Linked DNA regions of Homo sapiens: region 2 is linked to region 1. Evidence: read pairs that join two places in POLR2A ChIA-PET (ENCODE). Cell type or tissue: IMR-90. All regions are shown on one strand. Links, peaks and the distances in the headings refer to the core of each region. The heading gives the core; the rest is flanking DNA.

The links. ChIA-PET counts read pairs that join two places held together with the same protein. Peaks named below come from ENCODE experiments on the same cell type or tissue, not always from the same donor. Only the 100,000 strongest peaks of a DNase experiment are listed, where the experiment ranks them.
Region 2: POLR2A ChIA-PET joins it to region 1 with 11 read pairs; 4 of 35 experiments call an interaction of 5 or more read pairs at or near these places.

Annotation. Positions count from the first base shown.
Region 1 is chr1:200,521,316-200,530,784 of GRCh38, forward strand. It overlaps LOC107985459 (a long non-coding RNA gene), which reads right to left. Exons shown (of 3, transcript XR_001737816.3): 2 at 491-593. Among named protein-coding and RNA genes, the nearest start is that of KIF14, 95 kb to the right of the region's middle. In IMR-90, for the core only: no CTCF peak of the experiment used is centred there; a DNase peak (open chromatin) is centred at 4,386.
Region 2 is chr1:200,605,392-200,614,860 of GRCh38, forward strand. KIF14 (kinesin family member 14) reads right to left here. Exons shown (of 30, transcript NM_014875.3): 4 at 8,927-9,014; 5 at 3,439-3,537; 6 at 1,355-1,407; 7 at 473-503. Among named protein-coding and RNA genes, the nearest start is that of KIF14, 11 kb to the right of the region's middle. In IMR-90, for the core only: no CTCF peak of the experiment used is centred there; no DNase peak of the experiment used is centred there.

The sequences.
Region 1 (9,469 bases), core at 744-8,743:
ACAGGCATGAGCCACAGCGCCGGGCCTTTTTTTTTTTTTTTTTTTTTTTTGAGACAGAGTTTCGCTCTTGTTGCCCAGGCTGGAGTGCAATGGCACCATCTCGGCTCACTGCAACCTCCACCTCCCGGGTTCAAGCGATTCTCCTGCCTCAGCCTCACAAGTAGCTGGGATTACAGGCATGGGCCACCACGCCTGGCTAATTTTGTATTTTTAAAAGAGATGGGGTTTCTCCATGTTGGCCAGGCTGGTCTCGAACTCCTGACCTCAGATGATCCACCCACCTCAGCCTCCCAAAGTGCTGGGATTACAGGCGTGAGCCACTGTGTCCAGCCAACAAAGTTCCTTTCTACTTTACCCATGACAACATTTTTGCATGCCTGTCAGGTTCAATGTAAATATGGAATTTTACTTTTAAAAATGATAATTGTGTGGGATCTGGATTTTAACTTTTAAAAAATGATTAAAGGTGAGTTAGGAAAATACCTCATACCTCAGACTTTGTTGAGGCCCTTGAGGTTACTGGGTTCTGCACGTATTCATTATTCTGTGTCAGACTAGAAGAAGCCACATCTTCCCGAGCAATGTTGACTGGACTACGGAAGATTGAACACAAAATTAACACTGAGTCCTGTCTCAACAGATCTCCAAGTAGGTACCTTGTCTAACCTGGAAAACTGTCACATCTCCTCTGAAGGTGGCATAAGATTTATTCCAAGCTCAGGCCTCACAGAAATCTAGATTTGATACATCTTAACCCATTCAAAGACAGAGATAATGGCAAGGGATAAAGAAAAAACCCTTCCTTCTAGAAATATAATCATGAAAGTTCTCACTCTCAAGGGGTTGTCCAAGGGGTGTTCAGGAAAAAGGGCTCGTGCTATAAATTTTCCTCAGCACTGCAATTTTTTTTTTTTTTTTCAGACAGGGTCTCACTGTGTCACACAGGCTGGAGTGCAGTGGTGCCATCAGAGCTCACTGCAGCCTCAATCTCTCTGGGCTCAGGTGATCCTCCCACCTCAGCTTCCCAAGTTGCTGGGACTACAGGTACACACCACCACACCCGGCTAATTTTGAATTTTTTTGTAGAGACAGAGTTTCACCATGTTGCCCAGGATGGTCTTGAACTCCTGGGCTCAAGCAATCCACGTGCCTGGACCTCCCAAAGTGCTAGGATTACAGGCATGAGCCACTGTGCCCAGCCAGGACTACAAAATATTCTATCACCCAGATTAGTGGTGGAGGTGGGAGGTTAATCCTAAAGCAATTCTCTAGATCAAAATAAGAGCAAAGCTATTCTGGATATTACTGGTAATGATAGCCACCACCTCTGGAACACTTACAATGTGTCTAGCCTGTGATAAACCTTTGAGATAATCCTGGCGGCTCACAGTGTGATACATAGACCAGCGGCATTGCCATCACCTGGGAGCTTGTTAGAAAGGCGGACTCAGGCCTTGTCCCAGACCCACTGAGTCAGATCTGAGTTTAACAAGACCCCCAGGTGATTCGTGAGCACACTATGGAGTGAGAAGCACCAAACTGCAGATCTCATAGGCAGCCTTTCAGAACACTTTGCAACTTCATCCCATGTGGTCCTTGCAACTCTGCAATGTGGAGTTTCGAGTAACCACAAGGAAATGTTATTTGCCCAAGATGGCACAGAAAGATACAGAGCTGGGCCAGGAGCAGTGGCTCACACCTGTAATCCCAGCACTTTGGGAGGCCAAGGCGGGTGGATCACCTGAGGTCAGGAGTTCAAGACCAACCTGGCCAATATGGTGAAACCCCGTCTCTACTAAAAATACAAAAATTAGCCGGGCGTGGTGGTAGATGCCTATAACCCCATATACTTGGGAGGCTGAGGCAGAAGAATTGCTTGAACCTGGGAGGTGGAGATTTCAGTGAGCTAAGATCGTGCCACTGCACCCCAGCCTAGGCAACAGAACAAGACTCCATATCAAAAAAAAAAAAAAAAAAAAAGAGGCCCGGCACGGTGGGTCACTCCTGTAATCCCAGCACTTTGGGAGGCCAAGGCGGGTGGATTACCTGAGGTCAGGAGTTCAAGACCAGTCTGGCCAACATGGTGAAACCCCCATCTCTACTAAAAATACAAAAAAAATTAGCCAGGCATGGTGGCATGTGCCTATAATCCCAGCTACTCAGGAGGCTGAGGCAGGGGAATTGCTTGAACTGGGGAAGTGGAGTTTGCAGTGAGTCAAGATCGCGCCACTGCACTCTAGCCTGAGTGACAGAGCAAAACTCTTTCTCAAAAAAAAAAAAAAAAAGATACAGAGCTGGAACCTAAGCTCAGGTCACTGATTCTCTTTCTTATGCTGTTTTTAGATTAAAGTTGTCCTAACCTTGTTTTCCTTTTTTTTTTTTCCTTTTTGAGACAGGATCTCACTCTGTCACCCAGGATAGAGTGCAGTAGCGTGATCACCACTCACTGCAGCCGCAACCTCCTGGGCCCCAGTGATCCTCCCACCTCAGCCTCCTGAGTAGCTGGGACTACAGGTGTGCACCACCATGCCTGAATGGGTTTTTTTTTGTTTGTTTGTTTTGTTTTGTTTTGTTTTTTGTTTGTTTGTTTGTAGAGATGGAGGTCTTACTATGTTGCCCAGGCTGGTCTTGGGTTCCTGGGCTCAAAGGATCCTCCCACCTCAATCTCCCAAAGTGCTGGGATTACAGGAATGAGCCACCACTCCAATGGCTATAACATGGAGGGTAGAATGGGGTACGATGGCGACTCAGGTGACCCTGGCACCCAGTGTCCCCTTGCTGGGCATGTCTGAAAGGTCAAGCCACTGCTTCCCTTCCTGACGTGAGTAAGTTTAGCCAGACTTTTCTTCCTTGAAACTGCAGTTTCTACTCAGCACCATGTCACTGCCTATCCAGATTGGAGTACTGCAGCTGAGTGAGTAAACAACTGCTAATTCACAAATGCCTCCCAGTGCCTCCTCTACTCCTAACTGCTCCCTGATATTCTGTAGCAGCAGGTGGGCTCCAGGTCTCTGGAGGAAGGAAAACAGGTGAAGAGCTCAGAGGAGATTTTCAGAGCTTGCTGGCTGTGAGGGAGGCCCTATACTAGGTGCCGTGGGGTGGTTGGGAAGTGGTTACCTCTAAAAAGCAAGAATTTGAGAAAGGGAGATAAGGAAAGAACAGGAAAAAAAATGAAAACAGCTTTGACTTTTCTCCAGACTTTGAAATCTACCGATTTAGCCTTTAATTTTGTACCGAGTTCCACAATTTAGAAAGATACTTGGGCCAGGCATGATCGCTCATGCCTATAATTCCAGCACTTTGGGAGGCTGAGGCGGGCGGATCACTTGGGGTCAAGAGTTCAAGACCAGCCTGGCCAACATGGTAAAACCCTGTCTCTACTAAAAATACAAAAATTAGCCGGGTGTGGTGGCTTATGCCTGTAGTCCCAGCTACTCAGAAGGCTGAGGCTGGAGAATTGCTTGGACCTGGGAGGTGGAGGTTGCAGTGAGCCAAGATTGTGCATTGCGCCACCACACTCTAGTCTGGGCAACAGAGTGAGACTCTGTCTCAAAAAATAAAAATTAAAAAATTAGAAAAAAGATCTTTGATCCTCAAAAACTAAAATAAATGAAAATAAAAGTAAAATAAAACCCCATCCTGGATGCAGGAATCTTTTCACTTCCACACCCCACCTGCCACAACCTCTAGTAGGGACCTAAATTCTGACACAAAGTCATGACTAATGGTGGAAATCCTAGCACCGGAGAAGGCCACTTAGATATTTGGGGGGCAGAGCGAGAGATCTTTCCAATCCCCTAGCGATCACATCACATGGAAAACAGTCTCTCTTTGTAAGCCAGCATCCAGCTGCAGAAGGCTGCATCAGCCAAGAGCCTGTCATGTTTGAACTTGGGAACCTGGAGGTGAGGATTTTTGAAGAACACCTTCAGGAGCAGTGAAGTGACTCCAGGAGAGACAAGAGGATTTGACGGAGAAGAGGCTAAGTGAGCATTCCAGGCCTCACCAAGAACAGCATTGGTTGCCTATAAATCATGCCTCATTAACTAGTGCCCTGCCTTTTCTCTTCACAAATCTATTCTGAAGTTAGCTGAATAGACAAAAAAGAAAAGAAAAACCTTTGGAGTTCTCTGGTTCCCATCGTGTGCTCTTTTAAGTAAAGGGCTTCTCTACATTGCCAAAAATCCCTGCAAAGATGACTTCCCCAGACTTCTTCCCCAAATGCCTTTTTAATACTGTGTGATTATTGCTCAAGGGACATCCAGGAGCCAAGTCTCTCTGCATAAATCACTAGGAACTTTAAAGGAGACCCATTCTTACTCTGAGGATTTAGAAAATACGTAGTGAGTAAAAAATCTATTACATCACAATGTGTGCATTTTCCAACAATGATTACCAGGGTTATATTCTGCGGCTGGTAGATTAAAACGTGTCACCGCCAATACTTCTATTTCTTCTAAAGAATAAGGCAGGGAAACCAGCCACTGAGAAGACAGCATTGTAACTGCTGAGTCAACTTCATTAATGTTGTTGGGGTTATTCTAATTCTTAAAAAAAGAAAAAAAGAAAAAAGAAGAACTACGGAAACATGAACTGTTACTGTTCTAGAAACCACTGAACTTTCTGACAATTGCATGTCTACTTCAGAGGCAATGAGGGTAAACTGGAAAATTCTAAGCACAGATAAAATAGGGCAGGAGCCTCTGGGAAGCACTCGTGTATTTGTTACTAACCCAGTTGACTAATCCCAGGACCAACAAGGTCCAAATTGATCTAGGTTTCACCAGAAACATGATAGCTTCACTTACAGTGTTTCCTGAATTTTTTTTTTTTTTTTTTTTTGAGATGGAGTCTCTCTGTCGCCAGGCTGGAGTGCAGTGGTGCAATCTCGGCTCACTGCAACCTCCACCTCCTGGGTTCAAGCAATTCTCCTGCCTCATTCTCCAGAGTAGCTGGGACTGCAGGCGTGTGCCACCACGCCTGGCTAATTTTTGTAGTTTTAGTAGAGATGGTGTTTCCCCAAGTTGGTCAGGATGGTCTCGATCTCTTGACCTCGTGATCTGCCTGCCACAGTCTCCCGAAGTGCTGGGATTACAGGCTGTGGGCCCCTCCCTGAGCCACCATGCCGATCCTAGTGGAAATATTGATATAACCTTCAATCAAATTTGACATTTTGCAAGTGTTTCCCAACAGTGTTTTCTGAGTATTGGGCCATGGGTATCAAATATATGAAATTTCAACCATTCTTCAATGCCAAAGTAGCAATGCACTTACAAGAGTCATCTGATCCAGGTTTTAGACCTTCATGGAAGGGTTATCCTATAAATATCAGAACATCCTTACAATGATGTAAAGTGAATAAGTGAAAAAGCATTCCTTTTGACAGTAGGTTACAGAATACCCAGCCCCACTGTAGGACAATGATAAAGTGCTAAGAAGCACATTTACACCTGCAGCAGATGCCAAGGGTAACAGTTGAAGGTGTGTTTTGCAACAGAAAGGGCAATCACTAGAAACACTCCTCAGGGCCACACAAAGCTTGACAAATTGGGCTGTGCTTGTTCCAACAGCTGGCTAACTACCCATCTGCCGGTCCCCCATGGGGAGCTGAGAACTGGTGCACCTGTGAAATCAACCTGGGAGCCTGGGGAAGCATTGCACCCCTGCAGCTCTGACACCCGCACCTCCACTCCACTCTGAAAGCCAAGCTCCGAGAAGTCAAGGCCTGTATGTCTTCCTGGGTTCCCCCAAGGGACCAGAGGTCAGAAGAAGCCTCATCTTTCCTTAGACAAGCTGCCAGTAGAGTTGTACTGCTTTCTGTCTCCATACCAGCCACCATGCTGTTTCCTGGAAAAGCTGAAGATACTTGCTCCAGCCCATAGCTCTGTCTTTCCTGGGATAAAAAAGGCTTTTCAGGCAATAGGTGACCAGGTCCAGAGAGGGGCCCACCGCCTGCCAGGCCCCCATGCTGGGGGCTTCTGGGCCTGACTGTGGGCAGAAATGGGCTGTCTGGACTCTTTCCTGTCATGGAACTGCTTGCCTCTTTGCCCGGTCTGATGACCACACCTACCAGTTGAGCCCCTTCAGCAACCTTTCCCCAACCCCCAGATGTTAGCACTGTTTTGGTTATTAGTCATGGAAACTTAATTGCCTCATGTAACCCAAAAGTCCAGAAGAGCAAATCCTCTCTTCAGACACAGCTGGATCCAGGAAGTCAATTGACATCCTTAGGCCTCTGTTTCTTTTTCCCTCTCCTTGGTCAGGCCTAGGCCACATGACCATGGCCAAGGATGGAACACTGCAATTGGAATCAGGTTCACATGATTTAGAATAAGGAAAAAGCAGTTCACCAAATGCATGAGGGATGCTAGACAGAAAAAAAAAAATCACTGTTCAGTACAAGACACTCGGGAGCTTCTCAGACTGGGGATTCTACTCTCAGCTACCGTGGCCATCCATCCTCAATCTCTAAGGAAAAATGTGCCCCACCATACTCCAGATGACAGAGACACTCAGAGCCCTTTCATTAGGCACGCCACAGATATTTGGCTGGCTGTCAATCATGTCTTATTAAGCCCATCCTCCTGAGGCTCAGCTGTTTTACACGATGCCTTTCTACTGCCCCTCCTGAAGGCATTTTTGTGATTTCTTATGCTACTTCCTAGAGACACAACATTTATAGCCAATCACACAAGAATTCTACTGTGCCTGCTGGACTGCCAACTGGCCATGTGACTTTGGGTACTTTAAAATAAAGAAGTGGCCGAGTGCAGTGGCTCATGCCAGTAATCCCAGCACTTTTGGAGGCTGAGGCAGGAGGATCGCTTGAGCTCAGGAGTTTGAGACCAGCCTGGACAACATAGTGAGACCTCATCTCTACTAAAATTCAAAAAAAATTTAGCCGGGCGTGGTGGTACACACCTGTAGTCCCAGTTACTCAGTGGCAGGCGTATGTGGGTGGGGGGTTGAGGTGGGAGGATTGTTTGAGCTGGGGAGGTTGAAGCTTCAGTGAGCCCTGATTGTGCCACTGCACTCTAGCCTGGAGAGCAGAGCAAGACCCTATCTCAAAAAATAATAATAATAAAATAAAATAGGCCAGGCACATTGGCTCACACCTGTAATCTCACCACTTTGGGAGGCCGAGGTAGGGGGATCACCTGAGGTCAGGAGTTCGAGACCAGTCTGGCCAACATGGTGAAACCCTGTCTCTACTAAAAATACAAAAATCCCAGCTACTTGGGAGGCTGAGGCAGGAGAATTGCCTGAACCCGGGAGGCGGAGGTTGCAGTGAGCCGAGATTGCACCACTGCACTCCAGCCTGGGCGACAGAGCAAAAATCCGTCTCAATAAATAAATAAATAAATACATAAATAAATAAAGATAAAATAAAATAAAATAAAATAAACAAAGAGGTGTAGCGCATGACTTTCGTGTTCTTTGTATCTCCGCTGTTCTGTGATTCATTGGTCCTAGACGTCATGTGGTCTTTGCTAAGGGAACTAGGATGATGCTATCATTGAATTCTGTTTAGTAACTCTCTGTTCAAACTGCACTTATGCTTTAAAGAGTTGGGAAGTTAACTCTATCATTATTTTAGTGTGGGATCAGTTACCTTATTCTGGGATTGTCTCCACAAAAGCTGGCTGGTTGCCCTCCAGGTATCCTTATCGAAGCCGGGTCTACTCAAATGAAAATCACCGCCACTGGGCCATGCCCAGCTTGGACTGAGCACATGAATCATGTGGCTGTGAGTGATTGTCCCAGCCCAGGACAGTCCCCTGCTTTGTCCTTGCCCATGGGAACTAAGGAGCATCATTCAAAGAATAAAGACCAAGCCCAGAGCTGACAACTAGCTGCCTGGTTTTTCCATCCATGGCTCAAACTCAAAAGAAGAGAAGTGTAAAGCCACTTTAAGAAATAGTAAGTGTCAGCAGAAAATCAGGTTTAAAAAAAAAAACAAAAAACTGCATAACTGAAAACACCACGAGTGACTCTGTGAAGCTCTCCCATTAACATAAGGTCTCAAAGAGGCTGCAAGAGGGGAACAGGACCCCTCAGTTGTAATTAGAGCCACTAACATAAAGCAAGCCAGATTTACTGGAGTTTTTGTTTGTTCTGAAAGCTCAGAAAGGTGAGGTGGCCTGATTTCCTGGGTATTATACAGCTGGGGGGAAACCTAACAGTTATAAAACTGGTTCAAAGCTGCCTGCATGATTTCATATTTTAAAAGTGAAGTGTGAAAAATCTTTTTAAATTTTACTTGCATTAGATCACCTTCTAAGGTTACTAAAGCTCCTAATTAGAGGGCAGGATTCATTTAGAATGAAAAGTGGTTACCATTTTAACCAGTGATAAAAGCTGGCAGACCCCTAAATGACTAACAAGAATGGAAGGTAATCAGGAAGCACTTCTGTTTTACTAAACTGTAGCACCTTTTGCAAATATTGCTAAGTGGTCACCTCCAGCAGCGAGGTAGGATGTTTGAAGGTGAGACCTCTCACCAGAGTGCACTAGGTTCAAATCTCAGCCCTGGCCCTTGTTAGCTGTGTGAATTTTAACCTCTTCTCCGTGTATAAAATGGTGAGCTTAAGGGGCTCCTGTAAAGATTAATGAACAATGTCAGGCAGTATGTGAGTGTGTGGGCATCTCTTTAAATGTGCTTATCCACCAGGTATGGTGGTTCACACCTGTAATCCCAACACTTTGGGAAGCTGAGGCAGGCAGATCACTTGAAGTCAGGAGTTCGAGACCAGCCTGGCCAATATGGTAAAACCCCGTCTCTACTAAAAATACAAAAATTAGCTGGGCGTGGTGGTGCACACCTGTAATCCCAGCTACTCAGGAGGCTGAGGCAGGAGAATCACTTGAAGCCGGGGGGCAGAGGTTGCAGCGAGCCAAGATCGTGCCACTGCACTCCAGCCGGGGCAACAAAGTGAGACTCTGTCTCAAAAAATAAATAAATAAAATAAATGTGTTTATCATATTTCCGGAATGGTTAAGCATATACACTCTCATTTTTGTGGATTGCATTGGTTGGCTCTGTGCTCTATGTCATTTTTCTGCCTCTCCTAGAGGCTTTGGTGTTTGCAACAGGAATTTCAGTCTTCTTGACTTGATAGGGAAAAAAAATGTGGGGGCTAAAGGGCCACCCTGTAAACCCGACCCCATTAGGTGACTGCAAACCTTACAGAAATAAATGAACATGTCAGTGCTGGTTTATGTGTGAAGTGAGGTGTGTTCCCTAACCTGTCAGCAAGCCATATTTTATTTGGATAAAGACCCTAAAATCAAGCACATTTACAGGCTGTTGCAGCCACTCCCATTCTGCTCAGCTAAGCAGCTGCACCCCCCACTTCCCCACAGTGCAGCTGTGATCCTTCCTCGGGGCCCTGGGCTCCTGCATTCAAGCTAGTTCAAAGCATCGAGGCCACACCACCACATCCTCTGCACTCCATAGAGGTGCAGTGGA
Region 2 (9,469 bases), core at 647-8,646, 84 kb after region 1:
TTATAAGAAAAAAGGAAGGAAGATCAGATCAGCAGACTGTAACTCAATGATATAAAAATTAAGAGAGACAACATATACACATTTGTAATTCAGATCAGCAGACTGTAACTCAATGATATAAAAATTAAGAGAGATAACATATACACATTTGTAATTAATTTATAAAATGAAATGAGTAAATATTTATCTTTTAATAATTTGTATTCCCATTGCCTTTTTTTCTGTCATAGAAATCTGAGGCAGGAAATAATAACTTTAAAAGGCTGTTTCCATAACTCTAAGCTTACATGAAGGTCAACATTTTTAATAAAGAAGAGCAATTATTTTGATTAAAACTTAACAAAATCGGTTTGTGATAAATTAAGGAAACTAACCTTTTATTTGTAAAACAGCAATTAAGAAAAAATATTCTTATAAATATTTAGGATTATGCTCTTTCTATCTAGTGAAAAGAAAACAAAATCAATCTTACCTGGATATCAGCGTAAGAACTGACAATGTTCCTATTTTTAAGAAGTGAAAAGACAAAATCAATTTTACTGATGATTATACTCTTGTTCTCATAAAACAATAACATTTCAATTACATATTTACGCTGAAGATCACAATGGACTAATTCATGAATATTATTTTATTGATTCTCCCAGAATCTTTTATTTTCCCCATTCTTGAAGGACAGGAAATAAAATAATGCTTTAATTTTAACAAAAAGTATGATTTTTCTTAATACAATGAAGCACCTTAGCATCTTAATATTCAAGTCTAAGTCACAATACCAAAAGATATACTTTAACACATATGTATATGCATAGGTATATTTATATGTGGGTGTATATGGGTCCCAATACAATCCCAGATGTATTAAATGCAGCTGAGTTAATACTTAATAACTTTTCCTTTCCTTTAAGAAAGCATTTGCAGTGTTGGAAAAAAAAGTAAATGACTCCTAGCATGCATCAAACTCTTAACTCTTCTTAGTACCCTCTTCCCTGTCTAGCTTAGAGTCATAGGTATAAAAAGCAGGTTGAGAGGGAAGATTAAATTAATAGTGAAAGGAAGGGGTAAAAGAAAGAAAAAGCAAATATTTACTTCATAGTATAATGAATACTCCATGGCAGACACTTTACAGGTACTATGAAAGACACATGCAAGTATTAAAACAAGTAACTAACACTCTATGGAAAGAGAGGGAAAACCTAATTGGACAATATCAAGGGTAGAAGGCTAAATAAATAGTTACCCAGGGTTTCAAAGTTAGGAAGGCCAATGAGAATACAATAAAGATTATGGGAGAGTAACATTCACTCTATTCATTTGTTTTATCCTCTTTGCCCTTGCTGAGCCAAATACTTACATTGACAGTGCTTCAACATATGGTCCATAAACAGGATGTTCCCTCACTCTCAGCTAGAAGAAGCAAATACATGCATCATTAGGAGTATGACAAATATTTCATGTAACTTGAAATGATCACTTTTTCTACATCTTGAGTTTAAGGTAAGAGATTTGTCTTTATTTTATCCAGGAAAAAAAAAAACCACAAAAACTCTCACAAAAACAAATCTGTAAGGCATTAGGAAACAGCTTCAATATAAAAAACTGTTCATAGTAGCACAATATGCAACAATATATTGTAGCATCAAGTCTTACTAGTTTTTTTATTCTTAAAAAACTGCTATTAGAATTGTCTAATAGACAATAATTAGAACAATATATTTTAGCATCAGATGTCTTACTAGTTTTTTGTTTGTTTGTTTGTCTGTTTTGAGACAGAGTCCTGCTCTGTGGCCCAGGCTGGAGTACAGTGGTGCAATCTTGGCTCAGTGCAACCTCTGCCTCCTGGGTTCAAGCGATTCTCCTACCTCGGCCTTCTGAGTAGCTGAGATTACAAGACAGTGCCACCACACCAGCTAACTTTTGTATTTTCAGTAGAGAAGGAGTTTCACCATGTTGGCTAGGCTGGTCGGGAACTCCTGACCTCAAGTGATCCGCCCACCTCAGCCTCCCAAAGTACTGGGATTGCAGGCGTCAGCCACCGTACCCAGCTTGTCTTCCTAGTTTTTCAGTAAGACATTTGAATGTTAAATCTTGCAGTAGCTATGATTTATATACTTTTAAATGCTCTCTAAAACATATTCGTTAAATTTCAGACATTAAAATTTTTCTTTATTGTTACATTATACATTTTCAACTTTGTGACCAGAAGCTTTAAACATATAGAAATCATAGAAGCAAATGTCAAGTTTTGTTTAAGTTTCTTGATGTTGCCAATAGTAAACTGCACAAACATGGGCAAGTGAAGAAGACAGCTGACTTCCTTTTTTTTCTTGAAATGGAGTCTTGCTCTGTCGCCAGGCTGGAGTGCGGTGGTGAAATCTCGGCTCACTGAAACCTCTGCCCCCGGGTTCAAGCGATTCTCCTGCATCAGCCTCCTGAGTAGCTGGGACTACAGGCACGCGCCACCATGCCAAGCTAATTTTTGTATTTTTAGTAGAGACAGGGTTTCACCATGTTGGCCAGGATGGTCTCCATCTCTTGACCTAGTGATCCACCTGCCTTGACCTCCCAAAGTGCTGTGATTACAGGTGTGAGCCAACACGCCCAGCCGTCTTCTTTAGATTTTTGTTTATTGTGCTCCAAGGTCCATTGCAAAATTAAAAATTTTAAATTTGAATAGCAGTTTTTAAAAAAGATTATATAATTGTGAAACTTTCTATTTCACAGATTATCTACAAGGTATGAATTTGCTAAATAATCCACTGAAATACATATTCTATAATAAAAATATAATTTTAAAAAGTTTTACTATGTTTTGGCTTATAGACTATTAGGGATCTGGTGTTCAACTTACATGGTCCAACTAAATCTCAGAACAAATATTTTATCTTTAGTTTTATACAATTCTTCATTAAAATAAAGAGGTTAAATCTGATAACTAATTTAATTTCTACTAGTGATAATGTTCCGCTTCTTTTCTTTTTTTTTTTTTTGGAGACGAAGTCTCACTCTGTCGCCCAGGCTGGAGTACAGTGGCTTGATCTCGGCTCACTGCAACCTGCCTCCCAGGTTCAAGCAATTCTCCTGCCTCAGCCTCTGGAGAAGCTGGGACTATAGGTGCAATCCGCCACACCCGGCTAATTTTTTGTATTTTAGTAGAGACAGGGTTTCACTGTGTTGTCCAGGCTGGTCTTGAACTCCTGAGCTCTGGCAGTCTGCCCCCCTCAGCCTCCCAAAGTGCTGGGATTACAGGAGTGAGCCACCATGCCCGGCCAGTGCTCTGCTTATTTTCTAAATAATCTAATTGGACTGTAGATCCAAGCATTTGCTTTCATATAATTCTAGTAAAACTTTAAGCTATACCATCCAGAGAACTCAAATAATTAGATACATTTATAAGAACAGAAATTCAAAACAAATAATAAATTGTTTTAATCTTACTGGTTGCTTTCTCTGCCCATTTTCATCTTTACAAACCAGAAGGTCGTGAATTTTTTCATTATATACTTCAAAGAAGCTCATTTCAATGTGATAGCTGACCTAGTAGGAATAGAAACACAGCATATAATTTATTTTGATGTTTTGCAAATCATATCTGTGGTTAGGAACTAGTATCCAAAATATATAAATATATAAAAATATCCTACAACTCAACAACATAAAGACAAACAGCCCAATTTTAAAATGCACAAAGGACTTGAATAGACATTTCTCCAAAGAAGAACGTACAAATGGCAAACAAGCACATGAAAAGATGCTCAACATCATTTCTCAGTAGGGAAATGCAAATCAAAATCACAATGAAAAACAACTTCACACCCACTAGGATGGCAGTAATAATAAGAAGTGAAAACCAACCAGTGTGGGTGAGGATGTGGAGAAACTGGAACCCTCCTCCATTGCTAGTGGATGTAAAATGGTGCGGCCAATGTGGAAAATAGTTGACAGTTCCTTGAAAGGTTAAAAATAGAATTACCGGGCCGGGCACAGTGGCTCACACCTGTAATCCCAGCACTTTGGGAGGCCGAGGTGGGAGGATCATTTGAGGTCAGGAGTTCAAGAACAGCCTGGCCAACATGGTGAAACCACACCTCTACTAAAAATACAAAAATTAGCTGGGCATGGTGCCGGGCGCCTGTAATCCCAGGTACTCGGGAGGCTGAGGCAGGAGAATCGCTTGAACCTGGGAGGTGGAGGTTGCAGTGAGCTGAGATTGTGCTACTGCACTCCAGCCTAGGCGACAGAGTGAGACTCCATCTCAAAAAAGAAAAAGAATCACCATAGAAATTTGGAAATTCCACTCCTATACATCCAAAACAATTGAGAACAGGTATTCAAACAAAAACATGCACCAGTGTTCACAGAAGGACTATTCACAATAGCCAAAAGGTATAAACAACAACCCAAATGTCCATCAACTGATGAATGGATAAACAAAACTGGCAATATCTGTACAATGAAATATTAGTCAACCATTAAAAGGAATGAAGTACTGTATGTGCTACAATGTAGATGAACCTCAACACATTATGCTAAGTGAAAGAAGCCAGACACAAAATACCACATATTGCATGATTCCATTTATATGAAATTTCCAGAACAGGTAAATTCATAGAACAAAAGCAAACTAGTAGTTGCCAGGGATTGGGAAGAAGGGGGAATGGATTGTGACTGCTTAATGGGTAGAGGGTCCCCTTTGATGGCAATGAAAATTTTTTGGCACTAGAAGTAACAGTTGTACATTATAAATGTACTGAATGCCACTGAATTATATACTTTAAAGTGGTTAATTTGATGTTATGTGAATTTGATCTCAATAAAAAAAATTTTGGCTGGGCGCGGTGGCTCACGCCTGTAATCCTAGCACTCTGGGAGGCCAAGGCAGGTGGATTACGAGGTCAGGGGATCGAGACCATCCTGGCTAACACGGTGAAACTAAAATACAAAAATACAAAATACAAAATACAAAAAATTAGCCGGGCGTGGTGGCGGGTATCTGTAGTCCCAGCTACTCAGGAGGCTGAGGCAGAAGAATGGCATGAACCCGGGAGGCAGAGCTTGCAGTGAGCCAAGATCGCGCCACTGCACTCCAGCCTGGGTGACAGAGCGAGACTTCCTCTCAAAAAAAAAAAAAAAAAAAAATTTAATATGAATAACAACAAAAGTCCTTGCATTTCTTCTTAACTTCTGCATAAGGTTCAATTCAATCCAATAAGCATTTCTTAAGTACCTACCTACTGCATGTTTGGCTTTAGGTTATTGTCAGGACATAAAGAAGTATAAGACAAGATTCTTGCTCATGAGGCTAAGATCTCAGAGACATATAACATACCTTCCAATAGATAAAACACAGCAATAGAAAATTAATTAAGAATCAAAATGAGATGACTATAAATATGACTAATCAGAAAAGGGAAAATTTAGGATGGCCAGAGAAAAGGGAAGGAGTAAATAGAATGTGAGGCATGAGAGACAGAGTAGATTGAACCAGAAAGAGGGGGTAGGGCATTCTCGGGCAAGGACAGCAGCATCTGTGCATCACATGTGCTCAGAATAGGAAAGACACCCTGTAGGTTGACATTTGATCTGGTAAGATGGAACCTTAAATCAACAATTCTTCCTGATTGGGAGAGAAAGCAATCATTAGATTAAGTGGGCTGAGCTTCTCCTCCTTTTGACTCTGAAAGATACAGTGTAGAGGCCAAAAACGGGAAACTTTGCTTCCAAACAGCTCTTCTGACAGTTAGGGCATGGTTTCCTTATTAGAGAAATAAATTTCATCCACTGACCCAGAAGTGAGTCAGCAAGCATCTAACAGAATTGGAAGCTTCAAGGGAGTGTCAAAGAGATTTAAGTTCAATTCACCAAATATTTATTGTGCCCTACTAGGTACAAAGCACTCTTCTAGGAGCTGTGGGAAAATATGAGATGAACTGGACATAGTTTTTATCCTGAAAAAACTCAGAAGCTAATTGGAGATGCAATACAGTACATGAGTAATACAAGGCAGAATATAGCTGGTGTCATGAGAGAGAAACAAAACACTTCCAAAGAGACCAGGTATAAGGGAACACCAAGTAATTATAAGGTCATTGACAAATGCTATGAACAGGGATGGGGGCTGTCAGAATTCAATAAACACGTAATAATGCTTATTTTATGTAAAATAGTATTTTATGTTATAGAGGCTCCAGGAGGACTTAGAAATGAAAATGTAGTGTGGGAAACAAATTGGAAAAGGTAGCTGGGGCCACACTGGAGAGGTCCTACTTTTTTCTTCTCCTCTGAGGCTCCTGCCATCATGCTCGCTATACCACCTTCTATTACCCCCATCCACATACTATTATTCTCTACCATCCTGGCTAATTCCAAAGTTGATATAACCACATTTAGTTGGGCTCACTATGTGCCAGGCACTCTTCAAAACCTTTTGTATAGATCAACTCATTTAATGCTCACAACAAACCTATGAGAAAGACATTGTCAATATAATCTCTATTTTCTGTTCTGAAACACAGAAAGACATTAAGTAAATTGTTCAAGATCACATTTCTACTGCAGTGATGAAGCTGAGATTCAAATTCAAATAATGTATCTCCAAAGTCCATGCTCTTTTTTTTTTTCTTTTTTTTGAGACAGAGTCTTGCTCTGTCGCCCAGGCTGGAGTACAGTGGCATGATCTCAGCTCAGTGCAATGTCCGCCTCCAGGGTTCAAGCGATTCTCCTACCTCAGCCTCCCGAATAGCTAGGATTACAGGCGCCCACCACCACACCTGGCTAATTTTTGTATTCTTAGTAGAGACAGGGATTCACCATGTTGGCCAGGCTGGTCTCAAACTCCTGACCTCAGGTGATCCGCCTGCCTTGGCCTCCCAAAGTGCTGGGATTACAGGCGTGAGCCACCATGCCTGGCCAACCAGGCTCTTAAGCATTCATTACACTATGTTATTCAATGACATAGTCATTCCACGCAAAATCTGAGCCTCCTAGTCCTTTGAAATCATTCCAAAGACCTTTGCCTCCACTACACTTATCTATGTCTTCCTGGCTTTACCTTCAAATTACTATCCCTCTAAAATCTGGAGAGCCAATAGAGAACTCTGCCCCACAAGCCCACAGCTTTCTCTTATGCCCACTAAACTTGGACTTGAATCATATTTCATCTCATAGTCTCAATACCACCATATTTCTATTGATCCCCATACTCCTCCTATTTTCAATTTAATTACTGGGAATGAGAGGTTGAGGGTAGAAGAAGACAGAGGAGAGGCAGTATATCCACAGAAGAGACAGAACTCATCAATTACTCAAATCTACTTTTCCTCTTGTGATCTCAAAAAATGACATCGATATCTAATCTGGTTGTCCAACCAGAAACATTGATTTCTCTCTCCCTCATCCTCCATTTCCAATAATCAGCAAGTCTTACCAGTTATCCTTACTAAGACAGTCCTTCATGAGCCAAGTTCTGCAGGCCTTTCTAGTTTATTCTCTTTTTTTTTTTTTTTTTTTTTTTTGAGATGGAGTCATGCTCTGTCACCCAGGCTGGAGTGCAGTGGCGCGATCTCGGCTCACTGCAACCTCCATCTCCCTGGTTCAAGCGATTCTCCTGCCTCAGCCTCCCAAGTAGATGGGATTACAGGCATGTGCCACCACACCTGGCTAATTTTTGTATTTTTAGTAGAGACAGGATTTCACCATGTTGGCCAGGCTGGTCTCGAACTCCTGACCTCAGGTGATCTGCCCGCTTCGGCCTCCCAAAGTACTGGGATTACAGGCATGAGCCACCGCACCCAGCCTCTAGTTTCTTCTCTTATCACTTTCCACCCTCAAATTCCATGCTCAAAACACAGTGAACAATTTATAGATTCCCAAAGGCTCCCTACTTTTTTGCTTTCAAATCTTGGTACATGCTGCTCCCTCTCCCTGGAATATCCTTCTCCCCTTCTTTACCAAGCTAATAATGCTATGTATCCTTCAAAAATAAGCTCAGCTGCTCCTTCCTCTGAGAGAATGTCTCCCTCCAACTTTATATGTCCTCACTTACATGTTCTATTAGAGCATCTACTTTAGTTTGTTTAGCATTTAATTGATTGTACTTGGCTGTTAACTTATTTCTCCCACTACACTCCTTTGAATACAGGGACTGGGTCTTTTAACTCCACACCCCTAATCTAGCACAATTTTCCCAATTTCCTTTATCATAAAAAATACTGGAGGAAAAGCATGAAAATTATAAAATCCCAAGCTCTACACCAGACCAACTGACTCAGAACCCCCAGAAGAGATTTTTAGCAAGTGTGTACATACACATACACATGCACATATATGTCCCTGCCAAGAATCCCCGGTGATTCTTATGACCAAGAAAATTTGAGAAAAAAAAAAACTGATCTAACAAGCTGCCTGGCAACAGCAGAATGCTCAGTAAAAGGTAGCTGAATGTGTAAATGAATAAGTGAAATAGGAAGCCAGTACAGCCTATTCAGGTGTAGTAGAGTGGAAAAAGCATGGCTTTTGAAGTCAACTCTGGGTTCAAATCCCAATTTCACTACTCTTTCTGATTCACGTTGTCCAAAAGGTTATGCCTGCTGTCCTTAGTTAAACTGTACACCTATCTGACTACAAACACACGTATAACAGCACATAGCTACCATGTTTGTGAGCCTCTACGTATACACAAAAGTAAAGCAAAAACAAGGGAGAAAAGACAGAAGAGATGACTTCACTATCACTGCCCACTAGGTGAAACTGATTCTGAATTTAGAATTTCCACCCTCCCTCTCCATACCACTGTTCCAAAGAAGAGTGATCTACAAATTAGAACTGATCTTCCATTAAGTATTTCCTTAGTGGCCATGACTGATTTGAACTTGATTTGACTATTTTCTACTCTGAAAAGAAGCTTGCAGGTATTATAAGAACATACCTCTTGGGTTTGTTTTCTGGCTACTTGAGAAAAAAGATCTTCACAAAATCTTGGAATTATTCCTGGTTCTTCACTAAATCCCATCATCCTGAAAAATACATTATGAATAAGGGGGAAATAAAACTAATTCTTTCTTTAAAATTCTTTTTGGGGAAATAGGCTGGGAAGGGAGTAGGAAGCAAGTTCACTGAATCTCATAATTAAGAATCTGGACTCTGGAGTCAAATCTGCCTGAGTCCAAATCTTGACTCCAAGATATTTAACCTCACTAAACTTCAATTTCCTCTACTGTAAAACAGGAATAATACAACTATCTAATTCAGAGAATTGTTGTGAAAGAATATAAGCAAAGTCTTTAGCACAGTGTCTGGAATATAGTAAGAACTCAAATGTTGGGCAACCCGCTTGGGACCCCTCCACGCTGTGGACTGTGGAAGCTCTGTTCTTTCGCTCTTCACAACAAACCTTGCTACAAAAAAAAAAAAAAAAAAAAAAAAAAAAGAACTCAAATGTTAGCTACTGTTAAAATGCTGAGTATTTCTT